Linked DNA regions of Homo sapiens: region 1 is linked to region 2. A link is a loop called in an ENCODE intact Hi-C map of the cell type or tissue named here. Cell type or tissue: mammary epithelial cell. All regions are shown on one strand. Each heading gives the region's core, and the rest is flanking DNA. Links, peaks and the distances in the headings are about the cores only. Region 1 overlaps PDZRN3 (PDZ domain containing ring finger 3). Region 2 overlaps LINC02005 (long intergenic non-protein coding RNA 2005).

Region 1 (4,404 bases), core at 335-4,334, 390 kb after region 2:
CCTGTAAGATAAAGTCCCTTGGCTTTCTTCAGCAGCAGAAGAAACCAGTACTTAGAGGTGGCCAGTCTCTGAAAGAGAGGTATTGGCATCAGACTTGGGAGTGGTCAGTTAACAGCTGTTACGGGCATCTGCTGGGCACCGAGCAGAATCCACTCATGAAGACTGCTCTGTTGCCTCCTGTTTTCTCATTGTGTGGATGAAGAAAGCAAAGCCACCCCAAGCTAAACTGTAACCCATTGACAAGGGCCACATTTGGAGGGTCCACTGTGCTCAGAATCCTTCAAGGGAGAAAAAGAATAAAAAGCAAGGACAGACCACATTTTTCCCCACTGGTAACAGAACCTCGGTCTCTGAGCCCTGTGTGCCTGTCTCTCCAGTTTCCCTGGTAGAACTGCTGCTGCCTCTGCCATTGCATGTCTGTTTCCATCTGGTCAGGCTGCTATAACAACATGCCATAAAATAGGTGGCTTATAAACAACAGAACTTTACTTCTTGCAGTTCTGGAGGCTGGGAATTCCATAATCAGGATGTCAGTAGATTTGATGTCTAGTGAAGACCCATTTCCTGGTTTATAGGTGATGCCTTCTTGCTGCATCCTCACATGGTGGGAAGGGCAAGGGTGCTTTCTGGGGCCTCTTAGAAGGGCACTCATGGCATTCGTTGAGGTCTCAGAATCACCTGCCAAAAGCCCCACCTCCTAACACCGTCACATTGGTGATTAGGTTTCAAAATACGAATTTTGGAGAGACACATACATTCAGACTACAGTAACATCTCTGTGGTGGCAAGTACTGGGCTTGCAAAATGATGAGAAACAGGACCAGGCCAGATACCGAGGAAGAGGTAAGGGAATCCAGGGGGCACATGGAACAGCACGCACCCTAGGAGTATGGCTGTCAATATCCCAGAGTTGGTTCTCTCTGGAACCCAACAAACCCATATTGGGCCATTCTCCACTCAGTATACCATTTCTTCACAAACACTGTTTCTCTACTCCAGAGCCTTGATGGTGCTCTTAATATGAGCTAAGGTACGGCCGGGCACGGTGGCTCATACCTGTAATCCCAGCACTTTGGAAGGCTGAGGCACGTGGATCACCTGAGGTCAGGAGTTTGAAACCAGCCTGGCCAACGTGGTAAAACCTCATCTCTACTAAAAATACAAAAATTAGCCGGGCATGGTGGTGGGCGCCTATAATCCCAGCTACTTGAAAGGCTGAGGCAGGAGAATCACTTGAATCCAGGAGGCGGAGGTTGCGGTGAGCCGAGATCACGCCACTGCACTCCAGCCTGGGCGACAGAGTGAGACTCTGTCTCAAAAAAAAGTGAGCTAAGGTAGAAATTTCTTTCTCCCTGCCATGAATCCATTCATATTACTTTTTTAAAGTAAGCATTTTGTTTTAACATACCAACAGGATACATACATTTTAAATGGTAATGTCTATTAAGTACCAGGTGTTTTTTTTTTCCCCCTACTCCCCTTCTGGAGAGACCATCCTCTCAAAAATCAGCAGAAGAAATTCGTAGCACAGAAATCAAGTTCTTTATATATTATTTATCTCTCTGGCTAAATTTTATACCACGCTGGGCAGTATTTATGCCTGTGGTATGATTATAGCTACCTTTAACATTTGGCCTAGTCTTGAACGTTGGTCCAGGAAACAAAACTTTTCAGCCCTACGTATCTTGCTTAACCTATCAATGGTTGAATAAATGGATGCCTTTTATCTTAATTCCTATTTATACATGACGATGTTATTGTGATGGGAGGCATATATCTGTGTACTGTCCTATCAGTCATTTTATTCTTCAGGGGAAAAACTGTGAACATCATCTGGCTTCAAATTTGGAAATGGTGACTATTTAAAATGTTAAGCAGGACTTAAGGCAGATAGTTTTTTAAAAAGAATAATTTTATTTTTTCTTTCTTTGTAGCAATAGACATTATTTTGTTTCACTTCTGTCAAATCTTTATTCAACCATAAATGTAAATCTTGATTGCCTTTAGAAGAATAAGATTGGCTCACTTGGGACTTTGTTTAGGATGAGCAAGGCTAAAATGAAAGCTCCTGTGATATCAGGGTCAGATACAACAAGTATTTGCCAACTCTAGGAAAGTTTCACCATCTGACCTTAATTATTCCACAGAAGGGAGGGTTTCACCATGATAACAAGGAGAAGCGCACGCGCGCACACACACACACACACACACACACACACACATTTTTCTTCTCTTCAGTACCTAAGACGTCAACATTTATACGTAGACCATATGAACAATGTATTAGGTTTCTGCCCTAACACCATTCCAAGAAAGCAAAGCCCATTTTCTGATACTAACAATTTAGTTTTTGAATCTGTTTCTTCCTTCCACCATTACCACTATTTTATAAGATACCCAGAAGAAATGGTTATTATTTATGCAGGGTTTGTGCTCCCTCTGCTGGTTCTGTAATTAACTAATAAGTCTAATTCCCATAACTATGCTGATGTCATCAATTATTTTTGTGCATGGACATGGAATTACCCAAATCAGCATGTTCTGCTCAAACATCATCAGGAAAATTAGCAGGGGGTCAGAGGAGGACAGTTGGCCTAGCGAAGAAAGTGTACCTTTTGATTTGTCCAAGTCTGTATTTGAAAAACCTAAATGCAGTTTTATGCTTTTATTTGCTCCATGCTAGAGAAAAACGATCTATTATTATTTAAACTAGCATATTACATCCCATCCTTTCAGAGGTAGATAAGGTTGGAGATAAATAAAGGTTGTTCATCTTTTGAACAAGATTTATTATAATATCTGTTTTGCAAGTGAGAAAAAATTAGAAGTTCAGAAATCATGTATGCCTTGCTGCTGAGAGTCTCTGCAGGCTAAAAAAGTAGATTTCTATAAGTGGCACATAATGGCCAATGCCTTGACTTCCCAGATCTGATATGTCTTTTTCACAAGTGTGGAGTCGGGACATAGCCATTTCTTAATGTCAGCACAGCATCATGTATTCATGAAGACCATAAGCTCTGTAGCTGGGTCAACTGAGGTTTAATTCTGGTTCTAGCACTTACTCTGTAATCCTGAGAAGGTTAGGGTACCTAACTTTCTAGACCCCACCTTTCTTGTCTACAAACTGAAAATAATATTGTTGGCAAGAGTTCTTACCTTGTAAAGTCATTGTAAGGATTAAATGAAATAACAAATGGTACTTAAAGTAAATGGATGATGATGATGTTGATCTGAAAATACTCTGGTCATTACTCATGGTGATTCTTTTTCCAACATGAAAGCAGCTTCTTTTCCTGATAATAAAAACTTACTGTGAAAACTGGGAGGGTAACTTTCAAATGATAAGGGTTCAATACTCCAGGAAATATTGTACTCATAAACAAATAGTCTGAAATAAGAGGGGCATAATTGAATGGAACTCCAGGAGAAATTAGTCAAGATAGTGTAGAAAATCAAGACATTTCTTACAGATGATAAGTCAGTCCAACCAAGATCGCAATTAAAAAAAAAAAAATGAAGAAACTTTAAAATGGGTAAAATCCTAATACATAGAGATGATATTTGAGTATATATCCTTTGGATGTTTTGTAGTATTTGTTCATGCTTTTAAAAAATCTATTTAGTTACTTGTAAAATAATGCCACACTTTTCAAGCTTTTTTGAGAACCTCCTTATTCTCAATCAGTACCATATTCTGGCCATCTTTCCATAGCAGTAAATGTGGATTAATGGTCAATATTATTCTTGGCCTCCTTGGTCCTGTCACTCTTAGCATTTATAGATACCACCCCACCCAGTTCAATGACTGTATTCTTAGATGATGCAGATTAATTCCAATAACAACCCAGGCAAAGCAAACAAGTAAATCCAGAGTCAGGATAGGTTACGTGTCGTCCTTCCCAAAGTCAGGTATCAGGAACTCTTGGACGACTCAAATCAGCCCCTTTTTCATTACCTCTTCCAAAGGAGAGTGGTCTGGAGACACATTGATGTTGCAGGGCCTCACCCTGCTCAGGAGGGGGTTGAGGTGTCATTGCTGATGGGTTTTGGTGAGGGAAAAGAAAGAGGTGGCTCCAAGTGCTAGGCCCCTTCCTCTCCCTACTCCAAGTTTCTCTACACTCTCTGGTTCTCTGGCTCTTGTAGGCTTCTCAGAGACTCTCTGGGTTTGTATAGATGGTGGTTATTTCTGCCATGTGTGGGAAACTCTTGTGAAACATATGTGCCAGGGGTAGGAATCCCAGGCCTCCTCTCCTGCCCAGGGGATACCATCATCTATGTTTGTTTTTAAGCTGGTCTTAAAATGAGGAATCTTGTGCTGGAATAGCTTGCTGTGATCTGTTTAACTATAATTTTTACCTGTACTTTTCACAGGCCTGGCCTACTCTCTGTCGTGAAAATATTTGG
Region 2 (4,404 bases), core at 302-4,301:
GACTGCTTAATCTCTCCATCAGTTGTGCTTAGTTCACAAGTTGGTTTCTATAAGAAATCTAGTTATACCATGCAGTGTAGAAGCTCATGCTTTTAAGTAAACACCTCTTTTACTTAAACAAGTATTTATATCATCTTCAAATTCTTCCCTCTACCTCTCCCACCCCACCTCCTCAGCACTTTAACCACTCCCCCAGTTCTGATTTTTTTCTCTCTTGGTCTCTTCAGACATCGTAGATGTATCCACTTTGATTATGCAGAAAATTTCACTCTGTCTGTGATCCTACATTCATGCTTACAATCCTGAAGTCATCTTCCATTTTCATAAAACAAGGAAATTCTTGGCTTCTTAGAAAGTGCCGGAATTGCAGTGCTATTTACAATAGCAAAGGCATGCAATCAACCTAAATGTCCATCAATGATGTACTGAATAAAGAAAATGTGGTACATATATACCATGGAATACCATGCAGCCATAAAAAAAGAATAAGGTCATGTCCTTTGCAGGGACATAGATGGAGCTGGAGGTCAATATCCTCAGAAGACTAACACAGGAAAAGAAAACCAAATACCACATGTTCTCACTTATAAGTGGAAGCTAAATGATGAGAACTCACGAACACACTGAGGGTAACAACACACACTGGGGCCTTTTGGAGGGTGAAGGGTGGGAGGAGGGAGAGGATCAGGAAAAATAACTAGACTTAATACCTGGGTGGTGAAATAATCTGTACAACAAACCCCCATGACACAAGTTTACCTATGTAACAAACCTGCACGTGAACCCCCAAACTTAAAAGTTAAAAAAAAAAGTAATGGAGATATTAACAATTTTTTGCTACTAACAATAGTAGTACCCATCTTATGGTATTGTCATACAGAGATGTAATCCATATTTATGTGTTTAGCATAGATCCAGCGCATAGTTAAGTGCTCAAATCTTAGGATACTGTGATTACAGTTCATCTTGTTTTGTCTTATAAGATTATAGACACGTTAAGGGGAAGACCCTTATTTTATTCATCTTTCAATAAATAGCACAAAATTCTGTTCTCTGCCTTGGCTCCACATCAGTCACCTAGAGACTTTGAGCAAACGCTCAGGTCCCCATTCCACATCAGGCACATCAGAATGCCTCAAGTGGGGGCCTGCGTATCAGTGTTTTCCAGGTAACTTTACTGTGCACCCTGGCTTGCAACAACCATTTAACCTATTACCTTACATGCAGCAATAATAACTGCTACTGCAGGTCTCACTCTTCTTACAGGATAAGCATTATCCTAAGCGCTTTTTTGCCTGGATTACCTCATGACAGTAGTTGCTAAAGATCCCCAGGTAATTCCAATATACAGCCGAGTTTGAGAACCGGTTCCTTATTAAACTCTCACTACCGCCTCTTGCAGTAGAGTGTGTTGTTATCCACGTCTTACAGTGAAAACTGAGGTTTAGGGAGCTTAAGCAATGTGCTGGAGTCCTTCAGACAGCAAGTCAAGGGTGAAGATGAAATTCTGACTTCATTCACAGGTCTCCAGGCTTTCTTAGGAGGAAACAAGTAAGTGTTGCTAGGTTGAGTTCTCTTGCCCTTAGCCTCACAGCAGTTGTTGCTAAGTGGGAGAAATGTTCTTGTGATGCTCCATTTTCTTTTCCCTGTCACAACCCAGGTCATGTTTTTCACTAGCTGTTCATATTGGTACTGCATTTCTACCCTCTCCATGATGCTTCTTAGCCAAAGAGATTTAAAAGCCCTGATATGTTATTTTGTACCATAAAACAAATCCTGAGATCTTGGCATACTTAAAGGAGGACATGCCTTGATTTCAAATCCATATTTGCAAATAAGAATATTCTCCCATCCTGTGCATTAAGATATTTGGTAATAATAATGACCTACTTTTGTTATACTGCTTTATAGATTTTAAATGAGGTAAGGTGGAATAATGTCTCTTGAACTCTAAAAGGTTTGCAGTTTGGGTTCTAGCTATGCGTGTGAGTAAAATTTTAGTTACCTAAGAGATTTAGCTTAATCTCATAAATGATTTTAATGTAAGAGAAAGTAGAAAACAATCTAAGCCAACATTTCCCTTAAAGTCTTGATAGAAAAAAACCATAATTCTCTAGCTGGAAGAAAGAAGTAGCCAAGTCATAGTGTTGCCAACACATAAAGTATATGTTTACCCAAATGAAATATTTTTGATTTGCTAATTTATGAAGCTGTGCAGTTGGGCTAGGCTTTTCTCACTGGTTCCTCCTTCTCCCTACACTACTGTAAGCATGCAGGATTCACCTTATCCCCCATTCACCTGCTCTATAGAAGCCCCCACTTCCAACATCCAGATCAATGGTTCTCAAGCTTTAGGATACATCAGAACCACCTGGCCAGCCTATTAAACCACAGCGTTCTGGACCCCACCCCCAGAGCTTTTGATTTGCAATTCTAGGAGGTCCAACTATTTGCATTTCTAAAAAGGTCCCAGGCATTGCTACTGATCCAGGAATAACACTTTGAAAACCATTAAGTTATATGATCAAATGATCTATTAAAAGCTGAAAAATTTGTGCTTTTTCTGAAATTTCAATAATCAGGAGCATGAGGGTAAAGCATGAATATCTTTTCATGTCTAAAGAAGCACTTTGACTAACAGGTGCTGACAATAATATATTAACAAAGCAACAAGTATTTATTGAGCCCTGCTACAGTCTAAGTAGATGCCCCTGCGTCTACTTAACATTGGCAAAAGCAACGAGGTATTGTGAGAATTGTAGCAGCCCTGGTTACCTGTAGGTGGCAGAATATTCTAGCATAAATGACTTTTTAAATTTTTCTCGTAAAATGATTGATAACTTTCAGAAAGATTTACCAAAATCACTGTTATTTTTAAAAAGAGAAGGAAACATTTTAAAGTATAATGGATATAATATTCTATACAAGAAAAGGAATGTTATAATTTGCATCATGTATTTGGTAGGTATTGAAAAAGCAATATTTAATAGTGCTTATGAAAAATAAGTATTAAACACTATATGCAAAGCTATGTATTAAGTGTTTTACATGAGTTCTGTGGCTTAATGCTCGTGGCAAGCCTATAATGTTAATATTCCGGTTAAATAAAAAAGAAATCTAAGGCTCAAAATTCTACTCATTCTTCAAGTCCTGTTACATGTAGGCTTTTAGTTGTTTCATAAAGCTTTTGCTTAACATCCCTTTATAGGAAGCAATCTCGTGCCTTCTTCCTCCTCTCCATCTCTCATAGTAGTTTTCATATTGTTTGTTGGATTACTGGTGTTCGTGTAATCATCATATTCCTCCTTTGCAAGAATGTTGTAAGAATTAAAATTTTAAATGAGGCAATGTATATAAAAGTAATTTGTAAACACACACACATACAAATTATTATAAACATATTCTGTTTAGTGAGTTGAATGGTGGACCTTGTAAAAGAAAATCTCAGAACCCCAAAAGGAAAAAAAAAACTAAGCTGAAAGCTGAGTCCTGCAAGAAACTGCCTTTCCTTTTGTTCCTAAGCAGATAGTTACAGACGAAAGGTAAGATATCTCCACAGCGAGCTGCTCTAGGTTCACTTTATCTTTATGTAAAGTGATGATTTACTGAACATGAGTCAAATACACGATTGACTATTCTGCTCCTTTTCTCTTACAACATGTAGATTCAGTAATATGACCATACCCTCCCCCTTTCCCCTCCAGCCTGCTTTTCCCCTTTAAATATTGAAGCCCTCAAAATCATCTTTGGAAAAAGGAACGGACCACAGACTGCTTCTGTGATTGTGTATTTCTTTTTTTTTCTGGGCATGTTCTTAACCTTGGCAAAATAAACCTCTAAATGATTGAGATCTGACTCAGATACTTTTGGGTTTAAACCCCAAAAATGGTATGTTCACATCCTAATCTCCAGAACCTGTTAATGCAACCTTATTTGGAAAATGAATCTTTGCAGACGTAATTAAATTAAGGATCTCAAGATTAGATCATCCTGGATTATCCCAGCAGGTGCTAAATCCAATGACAAGTGTCATTAAGAAGACATACAGAGAAGACAATCACAGAGAGAAGAGAAGGCAATTTTAAAACACAGGCAGAGACTGGAGTTAGGCAGCCAAACACTGAGGAAAGTCTGGAGCTATCGAAAACTGGAAGTGGCCAGGCACAGCGGCTCATGTCTGTAATCCCAGCACTTTGGGAGGCCGACGTGGGAGGATCACTTGAGATCAGGAGTTCAAGACCAGACTGGCCAACATGGCGAAACCCCAACTCTACTAAAATTACAAAAATTAGCCTGGTGTGGTGGTACTCACATGTAGTCCCAGCTACTCGGGAGGCTGAAGCAGGAGAATAGCTTAAACCTGGGAGGTGGAGGCTGCAGTAAGCCAAGATCATATCACTGTAC

The links. A loop is a pair of places that touch in the nucleus more often than their neighbours do. Peaks named below come from ENCODE experiments on the same cell type or tissue, not always from the same donor. Only the 100,000 strongest peaks of a DNase experiment are listed, where the experiment ranks them.
Region 1: it touches region 2 in a loop (7-fold over the local background); 6 of 110 quality-filtered maps call a loop at or near these places.

What each region holds. Positions count from the first base shown.
Region 1 is chr3:73,454,003-73,458,406 of GRCh38, reverse strand. All of the region lies in intron 3 of PDZRN3 (PDZ domain containing ring finger 3), which reads left to right. Among named protein-coding and RNA genes, the nearest start is that of PDZRN3-AS1, 170 kb to the left of the region's middle. In mammary epithelial cell, for the core only: a CTCF peak has its summit at 2,456 (motif pointing left); no DNase peak of the experiment used is centred there.
Region 2 is chr3:73,846,730-73,851,133 of GRCh38, reverse strand. All of the region lies in intron 2 of LINC02005 (long intergenic non-protein coding RNA 2005), which reads right to left. Among named protein-coding and RNA genes, the nearest start is that of LINC02005, 40 kb to the right of the region's middle. In mammary epithelial cell, for the core only: a CTCF peak has its summit at 2,778 (motif pointing right); no DNase peak of the experiment used is centred there.